2 separate regions of the Mus musculus genome follow, and region 2 is linked to region 1. Evidence: chromatin loops called from intact Hi-C (ENCODE). Cell type or tissue: heart. All regions are shown on one strand. Links, peaks and the distances in the headings refer to the core of each region. The heading gives the core; the rest is flanking DNA. Region 1 holds the start of Gm31068 (a long non-coding RNA gene). Region 2 holds the start of Ap5z1 (adaptor-related protein complex 5, zeta 1 subunit).

Region 1 (8,327 bases), core at 107-8,106:
TGAGCCATTTCCCCAGTCCCAACACCTACATTGAGCCACTAGTATGCCCTGCTTCCTTTTGGTTTATATTAAATGACGTCACATGCACCCCAGGCTGACGTCACTAGATACGTATTCAAGGATGGCTGTGAACTGCTGATCCTGCTGCCTCTGCCTCCCAGGTAAAAACCAGATCAAGCAGGGCTGGAAATGGAACCCAAGGCGTTCTGCACGCTAGTCAAGCTCTCTACCAACTGAGCCACAGCCACAACCTCCTCCGTTTTTATCCTAATGCTTTTTGTCATTTGTCACATGAGGCCACTTGGCCACCTGTGGTTATGAGGTGTGTTTTGATCCTTCGTCACAACTGAACAATACCTGACTTGTGACTGGTTTGGCAGAGAGAAGCAGAGAGTCCTCGTCAGTGAAACCCAACCCTGCTGAGGTCTGCCCCCTGCCCCCAACCGCCCCAGAGTGTGAACATGCGCAGCACAGCTGTAGCCATTTTCCTCCAAGCCTGCCAGCTATTCCATATTGCTGTAATATGCCTGCCAGTCACTGACACAGAAAAATAACTTGACTCAGAGCAGGACCATGCTGACCACATATTCTGTTAGGTTCTGCATGTTCTGAGCTCTATTTATCTTAGGAAATTCCACAAAGCTTCATATCAAATTAAAGGTCATTATAAGCTGTTACGTCTAAAATGGCTTGAGCCAGAGATGACCACTGGGCAGCACTTCCTGTACCTGCTTATGAGCTCACTGTGGGGTTTGTTGGGGGGGGTCCCTTTATATGCTGACAGAAAAAGATGTTTGGGGTCATAGTTCAGATCATTCTGAGCTTCTTTCCTGATCTGATTAGTATTAGGGTTTGCATTCAATAAACCATCCCTGTCTAACTGAGATTGGTAATTGTGTGGTTTGTAGAGCGACTCTCAGATCACAACAAACCCAACCCATGGTTTGGAGCCTGGCTCTCTGTCCGAGCCTCTAGTTCCTCTCTGATAAATGGGTCTAAGGGATGCTGTAGAAAGTTCTGGGAACGTCTACAAAGCTCCTAGCATGTGCTCTGCAAGCTACTGTTAAGAATTCTGAGCCTGGGGCTGCAGAGATGGCTCAGAGGTTAAGAGCACTGACTGCTCTCCCAGAGGTCCTGAGTTCAATTCCCAGAAACCATATGGTGGCTCACAACCATCTGTAATGAGATCTGACGCCCTCTTCTGGTGTGTCTGAAGACAGCTACAGTGTACTCAGGCCTAAAATAAATAAACTGGAGGAGGAGGAAGAGGAGGAGATGATGATGATACAGGCTCTGTATCATCCACTGTAGAGTGGATTCCTTGTGAAATCTACTACTCACTCCTCAAGCATTTACTGAGTGCTGGAGGAAGCTAGGGCCTTCACATGCTGCTGCAAATATAACCATTAATAAGATAAACAAAGCCAGGCCCAATGGTGCAGGCCAGTCGTCCCAGCTATTGGAGTGGTTGAGGCAGGAAAACTGAAAGTTTAAGTCCTGCCTGTCCTATAGAGCAAGTTCAAGGTCCAGGCTGTGCATCTCAGTGAGATCCCATCTCAAAACCAAAGCCGAGAAAGGGGCTGGGGAGCTGGCTCATTTAGGAAAGCACTTATTGCTCAAACGTGAAGACCTGAGTTCAATTCCCAGCCCCCATGTAAAACACAGATGGACACTAGGGACAATGTGGAGGTCCCTGGGGCTCATTGGCCAGCCAGCCAACCCAGACAGTGAGCCCCTGACTCAATGTTATCACACTGGGGTGGATTGTCATATGAGGCATGGCTCTCCGTCTTCACATCTCGCCACCACCCTCTTCCTTCCTCCCGTGCCCTTGACTTATTTTTCCTATGCTTCAGACTCGCCAGGTGATCCCAGCCCTAGAGCTCTGTATACGGATTGTTTTCTCTCTCCATGGTAACCCCAAGGGAGAACGCCAGCCCTCCCTCAGCTGCCTCTTTGTGACACATGAACACTGGTGTCAGCGCAAAGGAATAGGCTCAGCAAATTCTTCACCATCTCCTGGATCAAGATTAGATCACAGGTCAGTGAGACCCACAACGGGTAGAGACTCTGATGACCTGAGTTCAATTCCTGGGATCTACATGGTGGGAGGAGAGAACTGACTTGTCTGAGTTGTCCTTTGACCTCTATACATGCATTGTGATACATCTCTGCCCACACACACACACACACACACACACACACACACACTCATAGGAAGTAGAATGGTAGGTACCAAGGTCTAGAAAAAGAAATGAAATAATGTTTAATGGAGACAGAATACCTTCTCTATCAGGAAGGCACACACATGCAAAGTGAGTGAATAAAAGCTCAATTAAGCCGGGCATGGTGGCGCACGCCTTTAATCCCAGCACTCGGGAGGCAGAGGCAGGCAGATTTCTGAGTTCGAGGCCAGCCTGGTCTACAGAGTGAGTTCCAGGACAGCCAGGGCTACACAGAGAAACCCTGTCTTGAAAAACCAAAAAAAAAAAGCTCAATTAAAATATTAAAATCACCCTTTCTTCTAACAGTAGCCGCTTGACATTTTTCTGTATTCATCAACAATGCCCTCCACCAGAGTAGAAAGAAAGTCCGTGCAGAGGAGACTCCTTACCTGTGTGGGTCACCTGCTTCCTTGCAAAATACCTAGTGTTTAGCAACCAGGGACATGTGTTTATAAAATGGACACATACCAGAGAAGACAGAGAAGGATGGCTGCTTCCCTAGGCTAATGTCAGGGACATAAGAGACTTAATCTAACAGGGCCTGAAACCTGGTGCTGGTTAGAGCTGGCTGGAGTCACAAAGTGAACAGACCAATGTCCGCTTAGCTCCCAGAAAGAACGCATGGTATCCACAAGACCCAACCTAAGAAATGAAATACATGCAAGACACTTCACAATGTCTCTTGCTATAGTCCAATCTAGCCTTTAACTTAATGACCCTTGTGCTTCTGTCCCCCAAAGGCTGGGATTGCAGGCATGCACCACCTGCTTTATGCAGTCTTGGAGTGCACACTAAGGAAGCACTCTCTTCACTAAGCCACGGCCGGGACACCTTAACCGATTCTGAGCACAGTCTCGTGGCACAAAGCACATTCACAATGTTCAACCAACACCAACACCCAGTCCCAGAACTCAAGGCACTTCGCAGGTGTTAAACACTTTCATTTTCTCCTTCCGAATCCCTGAGGTCTCTTTCCTACTTTCTGACTTTTACCACTCCAGGAACCTCATATAAGCAAGTTCTCACAGGATATGTCTGGTCTTGCCATCCTGCCTCAGCATCCCGAGCTACTAGATTACAGGTGTGTGCCTCCTTTTTTGCACAACGTCCTCAAGGCTCATCGCATAATGTTAATTCCCTCCCACTTTTGAAATAAAACACATGTAACATGAGCGTCGTTCCTTGTGCTGCACTCATCGGATTCTTCACCGTCCTCAGCTGCCAGTTCACAGTGTCCACTGGAGACACTATGGTCAAAAAAGGTAGGCAGGATCCTGACTAGTGCCCCTTCCGGGCCGCACTTCCCAGAAGAGTCGCCGGCACTGCGTAAGGACGCACTGGGCGGGGACAGGCACCCGCCGCTACCCATCCTCTGCGCATGCGCGTATGCAACCGTCGGTGCGCATGTGCGGAGGCTCCGTTCCCCTGGGTCTGAATCCAGCGATCCGCGGTTTCGCTCCCACCGGGAGTTCTGTTTATAAACACACCGCGCGACCGGCGGCGAGGGGTAACCCTAAGTCAGTGAGGTCGGAGGTCAGAGGTCAGTGGGCACCGGGGCGCAGACGGAGAGAACGGCTTCCGCCACCCACGCGGGCTGTGGGATGGCTGCCTGGACGACCCTACCACAGCCCCCGGACTGCCGGGCGCCACGTGGTGCGCACGTGGTCCCGCGCGGCGGCGCGCCCCTCCCCCACGGGATCCGCAGTGCCCCCTAGTGGCGCCCGCTGCCCTCCGCGCATGCTCGGAGGGACGCATCAGGCGTCTTCCGGTGTCCCGGCTGAGCTTGCACGCCGTTTTCTGACCCACGCGGGGAGAGGGAACAGTGGTCCGCGATCACAAGCGTGGCGGCTGCTGTGTGGTGGGCGGGGCCTCAGGGAAAGACGTGACTTGCCAGGGATGGATGAGTGGATGAAGGAGCACGCATTCTGCGGGTAGGGGTCCGGAAGGTCCAGGCAGTAACCTATTCCACACTCAGGACACAGTCAGTCATAAATGAACGGTTCAAAGAGGAAGTTATTAAAACATTACAGGCGCTTTATTATAGCACTTAGTCTTCGAGATTGTGTTTATGAGAGCCTACTGAACACTCGAGCTGCTGTCCAGGCACCTAATGCTGATTGTTAAATAGCCGGCTGGTTCTTAAGTTGCTGCCTTTGTAAACTTTATGCCACTATACTAGTATTTGAAACATCTATTTGTCAATTATTGTGATGGTCAAAAGACAACTTACTTGAGCCAGTTCTCTCCGTCTACCATGTAAGTCCGATCACCAGGCACCTTTACCCACTTGAGCCTTCTCAGCGGCCCTTTGTACCCTGTTCTAAAAAGATTTAACGAGATAAACAAGTATTCTGGCTTGGTAATACACCTGCAATCCCAGCACTTGGGAGGCTGAGGCAGGAGGAGGTAGAGGCTCAGGAGATTCCAGAGGTAAAACAGCATCACATGTCTGGAGAAATGGCAAGTTAGAAGATTGTGAAAGGCCCCTCCTCAGCTTTATAGCATTAGGAAACAGCTGCTTGGGGAAGAGACTGGTCAGCTGAAACTGCAAGATTTCTCAGAAGGTGGAGCTGCCTGCTACTCATCTAGATGGTCTGAGTTTTCAGTGATGGCATCTGTCTTGTAAGTGACCCCAATAAAAAACTCATTGGTTCACCAGATTGCAATTTGGTATGGCCCTTGATTTGGTCTGTTGTAGATTCCCTTTCTGAGGTGAGTGGGCACACGTGTGTGTGTGTGTGTGTGTGTGTGTTACGTCTCCCTAGAAAAAGTCTGTCATATAACATTATAAAGCCCCTCTAATTCCACTGGGAATCAGATAATTCCACTTTGGGTCCCAAATGGGAGAGGCACAATGGCTGGCATTTTGTCATAGAGGAATCCCATGAGGCCTCCCTGCACTGGCCCCAGTTTTTTACTTAATCCACAGAACAGCTCTCAGCAGGCAGCGTGGACCACTGTGATCATCACCACAGACTCATTCTCTTCCCGTTTTGCAGGTTGGATATCTTGGGGTCCGAAGAGTTGGCCCCACTGAAGCCTGTCTCTTGGGCTGGCATTTGCTCTTTCCTCCCTTTATCCTCACAGGGTCCCCCTCTGCCTCCCAATCCTCTTATACCAGGAAAATTGAATTAAGTGGTGACATCATCTTTCCTGAATCACTTCTGTAGAGACCCTATCTCCAAATTTACTCATATAAGTAAACTGGGAGTTTAGACTTGGGTCTTGCACGCGCTCAACTGGCCAGGAAGAACGACGCTGCAACAGGATCCTTCTGCACACGTTTATTGGGAGAGCATTGATTGCATAGGCCAAAGAAGAAGAACCCCGAACAAGGAAAATGATGCTGCTTATATACCCCTCCATGTGACGTGTCAGCTCCTGATTAGCTGCTCACTCATCATCCCATTACTACGCCCCGGGATAGGCAGTGACTTGGCACGAATTTACTCTTGCACCTGCGCACATTACTTGTTTACCAGTTAGGCACAGCAGAGGCTCATGATGGCAATTGCTCACGGCTCTCCACACTTGGGCATGCAAAATTTGAGCCAGGCTCAGTGGCACACACCAGCTACTCTGGAGGCTGAGGCAGGAGGATCACTTGAGTCCAGGAGTTCTGTGCTTTCCTGAGCAGGTATCCCCACTAATCAAAATGGTAACCTCCCAGGAGCAGAGAAGCACCAGATATTTTAAAGGAGAAATAAATGGGCCAAGTTGGAAACAGAGCTGGTCAAACTCCCACACTGATCAGTATGCAAATTTTGGGCTGAGATGGTAGGTCAGTTAAAATGTTTACCTTACAAAGTTGAGTCCCAAGTTCAAGCCCCAGAGCCCACCTTTTAAAAGCATCCTGGTGTTGTGAATCATGGTTATAACCCCTCGCTGGTCAACCTACTATAACTGACAAGTTCCAGACCAACAAGAGACAGTCTCAGAATAAAAGGTAAGTGGACAGCAGCTGACAAAGTACAGGAGACATTCATTTGTATTACATGTGGGCTGGCGAGGCTGCAGGTGAGGTTCTCAGTGATTGATAAGGAAGGGCCCAGCCCATTGTGGGTGGTGCTATCCTTGGGCTAGTGGTCCCAGGTTCTATAAGAAAGCAGGCTGGGCAAGCCACAAGGAGCAAGCCAGTAAGCAGCATCCCTCCATGGCCTCTGTATCGACTACTGCCTCCAGGTTCCTGCTCTGTTTGAGTTCCTGGCCTGACTTCCTTTGAGGATGAACAGTGATGTGGAAATGTCAGCCAGATAAACCCTTTGCTCCCCACGTGGCTTTAGTCATGGTTTTTTATTACAGTAGTAACCATCATTAGGACATACATTTGTAAGATTATGTGTACCCACACTCATAAACACACACATAATAATCAGAACGTATGCAGACGTTGAGCTGCCTAGGAGATGAGTAAAGGACACTTACTCCTGTGAGGGTGTGTCCCAGAGGACATATGGGGGTCCAGCCGCTGAGACAAGGACACCACCCTGAGCACAGACAGGATTCTCTGATAGACTACAGGTCAACATGGAGCCAAAATGGAGGAAGGAGCCAGGGCTGGTACTCAGTAGGTTGATGCAGGAGGACAGCAATTTCAAGGCCTGCCTGTGTGACCGGAGCTCAAGACCTGCCCAGGTAACTTAGTAAGACCTTGTCTCAAAAGGAAAGTCAAAGAGGATTGGGTTGAAGCTCATTAGTAGCTCACCCACCTGGAATCCCCCAGTGAGGGGCTGGGGTGTGGCTCAGTGGTAGAGCCCCTGCCTAGAATCCCCCATTGAGGGGCTGGGGTGTGGCTCAGTGGTAGAGCCCCTGCCTAGACTCCCCCAGTGAGGGGCTGGGGTGTGGCTCAGTGGTAGAGCCCCTGCCTAGAATCCCCCAGTGAGGGGCTGGGGCGTGGCTCAGTGGTAGAGCTCCTTCCTAGAATCCCCCAGTGAGGGGCTGGGGTGTGGCTCAGTGGTAGATCCCCTGCCTAGAATCTCCCAGGGAGGGACTGGGGTGTGGCTCAGTGGTAGAGCACCTGCCTAGCATGCCAGAAACACTGGGTTCAGTCCTCAACACTGAGAGGGAGAGGGAGAGAAAAAAAAGAGAGAGGAAAAAAGAAAAAAAAATTAAATATCCCATTTGATCCTTGCTTTCATGGACCATAATAACTTCTAATGACCCCTATTTAACCTCCAAGAAGTACGTTTTACACCCAGGAGGGACCCATCCCACCTGCTGACTAATGTCTCCCTTGCTGTTGCTGTCTAACACCATCGAGTCTCATCACCTCCCATGAGCCCTCAGGTCCGCGCAAGCGAAAGCTTCTGTTGTGGTATTAGGCTGACCTCACACCCTGTCTGAAGGTTAGCAGTGCTGGGAGCCCTGTGTCTTGTGTCCCATTCATAGGCCTTCATTTTTTTCTGGCACACTTCTATCACAGAAACCCAGGGAAGGAGCTGCCTGTCCCCTTTACCCAGGACTCTCAGGGTGACCAGTCCCACCCTCACACACGATCTCCCCTCTGTGGGGTCTCACAAAAGAAATCTAGAATTGTTGTGCTCCAGCTCTAGCCCCGACCTTCCCAAGCTGCTCAGGTCGTGAGATTGGCCTGGCACAGACAGAACGAGGACCCCGGGTTGCAAGCAGGCAGCCACCAAGGCTTTATCGCAGATTTCTGCGGAACAAAGGCCCTGCCGGCCCTGGGAGCTCACGCTGTGGCCCTATTGAAATCTTGAGGTAGCCTTCTATTAATCACCCCCGCCCCCCACCCCCACCCCCGTGCCTCAGAGGCCAAAAAAGGGAGACACACAAAAACCTCTTTTCTAAGCAGGAAGAGCTTTGCGGAGACCCAAGCAGAAAGATTTCAGCCCACAAACCCCTCTCTCTGCCAACCGCATAGATCCTTGGGCCTCCTAGACTCGTACAAACAAACAAGAGAAGCCTGACTGGACGGAAGGACGGAAGGAGGGGGAGCAGACGGACGTGACCAAAAGCCCTGTGAACTCTAGGAAAGCAGCCTGGGTGAGGGAGGGCCCTCACAACCCCTCCCTTGTCTTTTTAGAAATCAAAAAGACCCGATTGAATGTTTTTGGTTTTTTTTAGGTACACAATGAGAGCATA
Region 2 (8,327 bases), core at 328-8,327, 96 kb after region 1:
GGCTGTACTCCCAGCCATTTTGATTTTTTAAACTTGAGATGGGACTCACAAAGCTGCCCAGGCTGGCCTTGAACTCCCAGTCCTCTTGCCTCAGCTTCCTGAATTTCTGGGGTGATGGCCTACATGCTACCATGGCCCAGCGCTGTTTGCGTTTTGTCTTTTTTTGTTTGTTTGTTTCTGTACCAAAAGCTGCTACACTGGTGACACAGCAGGGTGTGGCCTAGGTGCCCCCACAGACTGGCATATGGCACGTCTCTCTCTCTCTCTGCCCTCCCTAACCCCTAACGTCACAGCTGCTTGGCAAGGGAACATTTTTGAACCAACCACAGATGTTTCCTTAGGAAAAGTAGGTTTTCTACTCGTGGTGAAGAACAAAAGCCCCCTGAGTGGTCCTGGCTGCTCCTCTGCATTGCCTCACTGCTCCAAGGTTCCCTCTATCAGGCCTCAGCTCTACTGCAGGGAACATTCTAGAACCTGCCCCCCACACACACACTCCCCCCCATGGGCACGGGGCATAACAGCCTGGGCAGGCCTGTCCCACAGATGAGGCCAGCCGCATGCCTTCTCCAGAGGTACCATCTGGGCACGAGGCAGGACAGAGGATGCTCGAAGGGAGGAAGCGGCCAGCTAGAGGGAGAGCAGTTTGGTAAGAGCTAAGGGGAGGTAAGCCGGTGGGACTGGAGGCTGAGGGCTGCCCTCACAGCTGGTGCCGAGCCAGCAGTGGTAAAGATCCCTCAGTGAGGAGTCTGTCTGTCTGTCTGTCTCTGTGTGTGTGTGTGTGTCTCTCTCTCTCAAAATACTTAGAGTGCTTCAGTCACAATGAAAAGCATGTGTTTCTGTACTTGGGCTAAGCTGTCAAACACAGGCTGCCTAGGGCCCCCAGGACCTCTTCCCCTAAGTCCTTGTCTGTGTGTGCACGCACACACACACACACACACACACACACACACACACACACACACACACGCACACCTGCCTTGTGAGAGTTAGAGGACTAGAAGGGCCTGCTGCTTTACCTCTGGAATCCTGTTCCTGTGACTACTCACAGGTGACCAGTGTGGAGGAATCTGGGGCCCAGGCACCCCAAAAGCCTGAGTGCAGACAGTGGCCAGGTGTGGTCCACAACCCCATATGTGAAGCACTTACCACCATTAGAGCAACCTCAGCACTGTCCCCTGTGTCCCTGGGACTGGCTGACTCTGAGCTCCGTGACCCACTGAATGTTCATGTTCTCTGTCCTGTATGTATCCAAATGGCACCTTGGCTTCTGAGTCTGAATTTGCTGGCTTAGAACTTTTGTTTTTAATTGGTAAAACTGGGAATTCAAAAATCTAATATTTTCAATTTGGTCCCTCTCTCCCATAGTCTCCTCTTAACGTCCTTCCTGGGTGGGAGGGGCATTTGGGATCCCTGATAATACCTTAGCTTGATTCTTAGGCTGGGAAAAGGTGGTGGGGGTGGGGAGGGGTGACCCTAGCTGTTTTCCAGGTCTCTCCTTGGATTCTGCTGTGTTCTTGGGGGGGGCGGGCAGCAGCTGTGCACGTGTGAGGGAGGGGCTAAAGCCAATAGTGAGGCGGTTCTTTTTCTTAACTGAATGATAATTCTGTAAAAGTAATTGGGGGAGGGTCTTCAGGGAGTATGTGTGTGTGTGCGTGCGTGAGAGCATGTGTGATTTTGTTTTGTTTCATTTTTTACAGTGGCTGTCAAGTATTTTCATGATATGTTTAACACTTAGTGCTTTAAAAGCAGTGGTACCCAATACGATGGGAATCCGAGTTCCAGAGATGGGACGTGCCCCACCTCAGTGAGCGAAGGTCCCACTCTGGAGGCAGGGGTAAGAAAGGCCTGCGGACCCACACACCAAGCAGCAACACCTGGGCGTTCATTTCAAACGGGATACAGTATTTTTTTATAACAGAACCATCCTTTTTTTAAACAAAAAGTTTTGACACCTGAATGTGATTTCTAACTATTATTAGACGTTAATGTTTTAAAGCTATAACAAAGTGGAAATTTCTACTTTCTTTTTCATTCATTTGAACTGTTCTTTTATCTATTCGGTTGTTGTATGTGGGTGGGGAAGCTCTGTTTTCTCCTCTTAGCATTTGTTTCTATAACCAGAAATAAAAATTATATATTAAAGAGATGTACCCAAGGGTATGAGTGGTCCCTGGGAGTGGGTGACTGTGAAGGGCAGACCAATAGATAGCCTGGACACGCACTACTGCTTCTGGTCCCCAGGTGTTTCCTTGCATGCCTCCCAGGTGTGCAGTCCAGGAAGCCATGGGGTGAGGTAGAGTCTTGCCGGTGCCTGAGCTCCAAGGATGCAAGATGGTGTACAGATGGCAAGAGCTAGCCCATCTCCCCTGACTTTTGACACAGGTCCACCGCTGGGCCAGGGTGTGACAAAGGGGGTGGCATTTAATTTGCAGCTCGAAGTTCCAGAGGGTTAGAGTCTATGACCATTGTGGCAGGGAGCGTGGCAGCAGACAAGCAGGCATAGGGTTGGGGCAGTAGCTGAGAGTTTACATATTGAGACAGCCGCTGCAGGACAGAGTTGAGCTAATGGGGGATGCTTTGGGCACTTGACTGCAGGCCACACCCCCTAACCCTTCCCAAACAGTTCCACCAACTGGGGTCAAAACATTCAAGTATATGAGCCCATGGGAGCCATTCTCACTCAAGCCACCACCCCATGGCGGCTGCCTCAGAGCCCCTGGCATTCATCCTGACACTCAGCCAGGTGAGAAACAACCCACTTGTCCCTTTTTTCTGTGTACATGTTTTTGGGTGTGACTGCACCTGTGTGTGTATTTGTGTGGAGGCAGAGGACAACCTCAGCTGCTGTTCCTCAAGTGGGGTGTGTGTTCACATGCAGAGGCATAGGCATATGTACACTGGCCACAGGAGACGTGAGCAGATCAGAGGACAGCCTTCAGGTGCCCACCCTCATGGCTACTTACACCTTGTCTGAGACAGATTCTCTTTACCATCTCATAAGCCAGGGCGGCTTATCCTCCAGCCTCAGGAGAGTCTCCTGCCTCCTCCATCTCCTGTAGGTGTGCTGGGATTACAAATCCTTACACTACTGGGCTCAGGTTTTATGTAGCTTCTGAGGACCCAAACTCAGCCTGTCAGGCCTGTGTGTCAATCACTTTCAGGTTCTGAGTCTTCTTTCTTGCCCTACCTCTTCTCTGAGACAGAATCTCTCGTTGGCCTGGGACTTGCCAAGTAAGCTAGGGCCGGCCAGCAACCCTTAGGGATACTCCGATCTCCACTTCCTCAGTGCTGGGACTGCAAGTGTGGGTTTTATTTTTATATGGCCACCCAGGGATGGAACTCAGGTACTCATGTTCACTTTTACCAGCTGAGCCGTTTCTACTTCTGCCCGTTTCTCCCTGAAGCCTTGCTTATTACTAGGCCATGAGCACTAGGTATTGATTGGCAAGAGCCAGAAAGACACGGGTCCAAGTGTCTTTCCCACTGTGACAGCTCCTCAGTCTACTACCAGTTTCCTTTTTCTGTGTGTGCAATAGGCACCCATCTCCCAACCCAAATAGGTGAATAGTGCCAGGGCCTCATCTTAAAACCCAAGACTAGCAAGACATTGGGTATTTCTGCAGCAAAGAGCCTGACAGAATTTATAAAACGTGTCTGCCATACAGCTTTTGCTAAGGATGTTCTTTCTCTGCCACCAAGTCGCGCCCCCAGCCTCTCACTGGGGTAAATCTAGTCACCCTACTGCTAAACTATGTGCCTGCCTAGTCTCTCCAGGTCTAGAGTCTACCACTGGCAGTTCCGGGATCAAAGGAAACTGTTTCGGAGCCAGGAGTTCTGGGTTCCAAGGACCACGGTTCCATGACTCCCTGGCTGCTGACTGACGTGGAGAGAAGCCCAGGAGCTAGGCGGGAACTGGCTTCTGTACTGCAATATTTTGGCCAAGGCCTCCGCCCCGCCCCGCCCACCTGCCGCAGGACCGGAAGCTGGTCTGTCTTTTGCGCGGGGGAGTGGGAGGGATGGCCCTCCCACGTGGTGTGGCACCGGAAGCCGTCAGCTAGCGCTCCAGATTCTCCCACGTGATCCAGCCAGGACGCGGGAGGGTGGTGGCGGGGGTAAGAGGTGGGGCGAAAGAGGGCAGACACAGTCCGGTCACATGACACGTCATGTGACACGATCCCGGAAGTCCGCGGCAACGTTTCGGGCACTGGTGGGCTTGGAGCCGTGTCGGCATGTTCTCGGCGGGCGCGGAAAGTCTGCTGCACCAGGCCAGGTCTGCCGATCTGGGGCTGGGGCCACGGGGCGTGAGACGAAGCCGGGGAGGAGCGGGGAGGCGGTGGTCCCGCTGCACGGTTCGGGTCTCCGTGTGGCGCCGGGTCCGGGGCTCAGGGCGACCTGCGTGGAATGTGAGGCGCACAACTCAGCTAAGGGATCCTCCTCATCGTGTCTGGGTCCATGCTAGTGCTGACCCTGCACTGAGAGTCTAGGTTCTTTCCCAAATAGCCAGCCCAAGACTTGGTGGTACGTGATTCAGCGAAGGAAACGACTACCCGAAGCCCAGACCTGATGCATTTGGTAAACTGAAAATGCAAAGGGACAAATCTGGACTCTGAGCTGGGCCACTCGTGGGGAAAGTTTAGAATGGTTAAGATCTCTGGGATCTCCCAGAGCCTGAAAGAGTTAAAAGTCTGGAGTCTACGAACAAGACAGTACTCCGAAGACAGAGGGACTTAATAGGTAAATGACCTTGCCACCAAGCCTGACTCTCTCGATTCGACCCCCGGGGCTCGGGGAGGAAGAAGAAAATCAACTCCAGCAAGTTGTCTTTGGATCTCCACTCGAGCACCCCAACATGTACATAAATAAATGTAATAAATTAAAAAACAAAGACAGTTTTCTTAAGATCTATTAGGAAAATGGTTGGTGACCCAGCCACACAGTCTCCCCATGGGCCCACAGCCCTCCTTTGCCTTCAGTACTGGGTGGGTACTTTTCATTTTTAAGCAGTAACCTTTTCATGCCAACACAAAAATAACGCTATCCTGTCTCATAGCATCTGTGGTTTATCACTGCCCCAGTTGGGTACAACCCTGGGCCATTTGTATCTCCTTTTGCTCACCCAGCCTGTTCTCTAGGTGCCTCAATAAGACTCTGGGTGGAGGATGCAGGAAACAAAGCAGGCGAGGGTGGTAGGAAAGCTACTGGAGACCTTCCTCGGCCTGGGACATGTGGTACCTGCAGAGACAGTGCAGAACCAAGTTCAAGTACCTGACAGACAGGCTCAAAATGGGGGCAGTTTGCAAACCATCAGCCCTGTCAGGACACCATAGTGGGACTGTCAGCCATGATTTAGGAAGTTGGGGGCTCTCTTCCTCAGCGCCCACAGACAACTGATCCATTTATTTATTTATTTAGAGATGGCTGAGACAGAGTTTTACTGTGTGGCCCCTGAAACTCACTCTGTAGACCAAGCTGGCCTCAGACTCACAGAGATCCACCTGCCTCTGCCTCCCAAGTGCTGGGATTAAAGGCGTGCGCCACCACCACGCTGGGCAATTCCTTCATCATGGCCCTTTATTTTGTGGTGCTGGGAAGGAACCCAGCATGCATGTAGGCAGGCACCCCTTCCACCTCTTTTCCTTCCTTTTAAGCTTGGAATAGAAGCAAGGAAACACATTTCCACACTGAAGCCCGGCTCAGTCCTAGAGTGTTTGTGTTAGGCCAGCGACATCTCAGGCTTTCTTACAGTCTTACAGCCGGGAGTCTTTGCTCTTCAGTGTGGAAGCTTTGCATTGCTCTTCTCCCAAGGCTCAGGGAAGCGGCTTTCAACACGTGTGAGTGCTGCCTTTGAAGTTGAGAGTACTTCCTTATTATGTAAGGCCCTGGGGGTGGGGGGAGCCAGGCAAACACCTTGGGAAGATAAGGAAAGGGGATCAAGAGTTTGAGTCTGGGCTATGTAGTAAGTTCAAGGCCATCCTGGGCTACATTGCAAGACTCTAGGGTAAGAGGAGAGGCAGCTTGGACTAAATATCCCTGACTTTTGAAAGACTCATAAAACCTTTTACTGGCACGGAGAAGCTGAGGCAGGAGGATTGCTGCAAGCTCCAGGCTAGCCTGGGCTACAAAGTGAGGCCCTGTCTCAAAAAGCAAAGCCTTAAAAAACAGTGTTTTCTTTTTGCCACGGGAGCAACAGAACAAAGCTGTACGCCTCACCATTAATGGGTACCACTAGGAAACTGGGGGTGCTGCGTCTCAGTCCCAGGGGAGGAACCTGTCTGTGCCCCAGGTCCTATAAAATCACCCGCAGGCACTGTGAGCCTGGGTGACTGTTCCCTGCCTTCTCTGTCCCCCACTAGGGGCGTGGGTCAGCGCTGTGGTCCCCCTTCCTTCCTTAGGGAAATCCAGGATGAGGAGCTACGGCGTTTCTGCTCCCGGGTCACTAAGCTGCTGCAGGAAGCCCCAGGACCAGCCACCGTGGATGCCCTGCAGAGACTCTTCCTCATCGTCTCAGCCACCAAGTACCCCCGTAGGTGAGTGAGCAGCCCTGGACCCCTGTGCATCCTCCAGACAGGTCCCAGCCAGCTTTCCTGAGATGCCAGTGTTCTTGACATAGATCTTGCGTTCCAGGCTGGAGAAGATGTGTGTGGACCTGTTACAGACCACTCTCTGCTTGCCTGCCAGCCCTGAGCAGCTCCAGGTCCTCTGTGCTGCTATCTTGAGAGAGATGTCACCTTTTAACGACCTGGCCCTGTCCTGTGATCACACCCCAAACACCCGGCAGCTTAGCCTTGTGGCCTCTGTGCTCTTGGCCCAGGTAAGACAATTGCCACCATTGGGGTTGGTGGGGTAGTGGGTGAGTGGCGTCTGTTTCTGGTGGTTCTGGGAGGTCTCAGGAATACAGCAAGCTGGTTTGCGTCCCTCCATGTATCTGTGTGCTACAGCGACCCAGTCAGCTTGGTGCCCATTCCTTTGGATGGTCTAAAGATTGATTGATTTATTGATTAATTTAATGTATATGAATGCACTGTAGCTGTACTGATGGTTGTGATCCATCATGTGGTTGCTGGGAATGAAGGTTGCTCACTCCAGTCGGCCCCTCTTGATCTGACCTAAAGATTTTTTTTTTTTTTTTTTTTTTTTTTGGTTTTTCGAGACAGGGTTTCTCTGTATAGCTCTGGCTATCCTGGAACTCACTTTGTAGACCAGGCTGGCCTCGAACTTAGAAATCCGCCTGCCTCTGCCTCCTGAGTGCTGGGATTAAAGGCGTGCACCACCACGCCCGGCTTGGCCTAAAGATTTATTTATTATTATATCTAAGTACACTGTCGCTGTCTTCAGATGCACTAGAAGAGGGCATCAGATCTCATTTCAGATGGTTGTGAGCCACCATGTGGTTGCTGGGATTTAAACTCAGGACCTTCGGAAGAGCAGTCAGTGCTCTTACCCGCTGAGCCATCTCATCTCTCCAGCCCCCCTCGGATGGTCTAATGAGTATCTCAAGTGTGCATAGCCCCCCTGCCCTCTCCTGTCTCATGGGTGCACACATAATATACACATGCTCCAGTGTGCACACACACCAAGTCTCTGTTGATAGCTAAGTCCAACTTTAGAGCCTGGGCTGCCCATGTGACATTCCTGAACAGATGGTCCCTGCACTCGAAGAGCGACTCTAGTGTACTTTCCAGATTCTCTCTGGGGATTGAACTCAGGTCCATGAGCTGGAAAGGCATTCGCTTTGCCAGCTGAACCGTGTCCTCAGCTCCCTGTCCTGCTTTGAAGGGAGACAGAAAAGGAGAGATCAGATGTGTGAGCCAGCGCATCTTCAAGATCCTCGAGAACCGGCAGCCTGAGGGGCCCAGTGTCCGGCCCCTCCTCCCCATCCTGTCCAAGGTCATTGGCCTTGCCCCGGGCATCCTCATGGAAGGTACTGGACGCATCTTCCCACAGCGGCTATACTATAGGGTGTGGTGGGGGGAGGGTTGAGCTGTCTGGAGAAGCCTGCATAGCTTACCAGGTTGCACCCATGGTGTTGGGTTCTGTTGAGCCCCAATTTCTCTTGAACAAACTCAGCACTACCTGGGAGTCTGGGGGTTTAACTCTCCCCCCCTCCCCCATACACACACATACACACACACACTGTACCCTTCTCCTCCTGCAGACCAGACCAACCTGCTCAGCAAAAGGCTGGTGGACTGGCTTCGCTACGCCAGCATCCAGCAGGGGCTTCCGTACTCAGGGGGCTTCTTCTCCACACCCAGGACCCGGCAGGTGAGTCCCCACTGCTTCAGCGGAGTTGAAATGACAAATGCTCCCTCACAGGCTGGGTATGT

Evidence for each region. Hi-C counts contacts between places; a loop is a spot of excess contacts. Peaks named below come from ENCODE experiments on the same cell type or tissue, not always from the same donor. Only the 100,000 strongest peaks of a DNase experiment are listed, where the experiment ranks them.
Region 2: a loop joins it to region 1, with 6 times the contacts of the local background. A loop is called at or near these places in 2 of 42 quality-filtered maps.

Annotation. Positions count from the first base shown.
Region 1 is chr5:142,363,799-142,372,125 of GRCm38, forward strand. Gm31068 (a long non-coding RNA gene) reads left to right here and starts at 1,872. Exons shown (of 2, transcript XR_377177.3): 1 at 1,872-2,041; 2 at 3,227-3,402. In heart, for the core only: CTCF peaks have their summits at 3,977 (motif pointing left) and 4,187; a DNase peak (open chromatin) is centred at 3,553; H3K4me3 peaks cover 2,644 bases; H3K27ac peaks cover 2,982 bases.
Region 2 is chr5:142,459,866-142,468,192 of GRCm38, forward strand. It overlaps Foxk1 (forkhead box K1), which reads left to right. Exons shown (of 9, transcript NM_199068.2): 9 at 1-2,150. It overlaps Ap5z1 (adaptor-related protein complex 5, zeta 1 subunit), which reads left to right and starts at 4,066. Exons shown (of 17, transcript NM_172725.2): 1 at 4,066-4,270; 2 at 6,393-6,527; 3 at 6,625-6,811; 4 at 7,777-7,921; 5 at 8,156-8,265. The coding sequence starts at 4,230. In heart, for the core only: no CTCF peak of the experiment used is centred there; DNase peaks (open chromatin) are centred at 2,444, 2,884, 3,346 and 4,056; H3K4me3 peaks cover 1,865 bases; H3K27ac peaks cover 1,740 bases.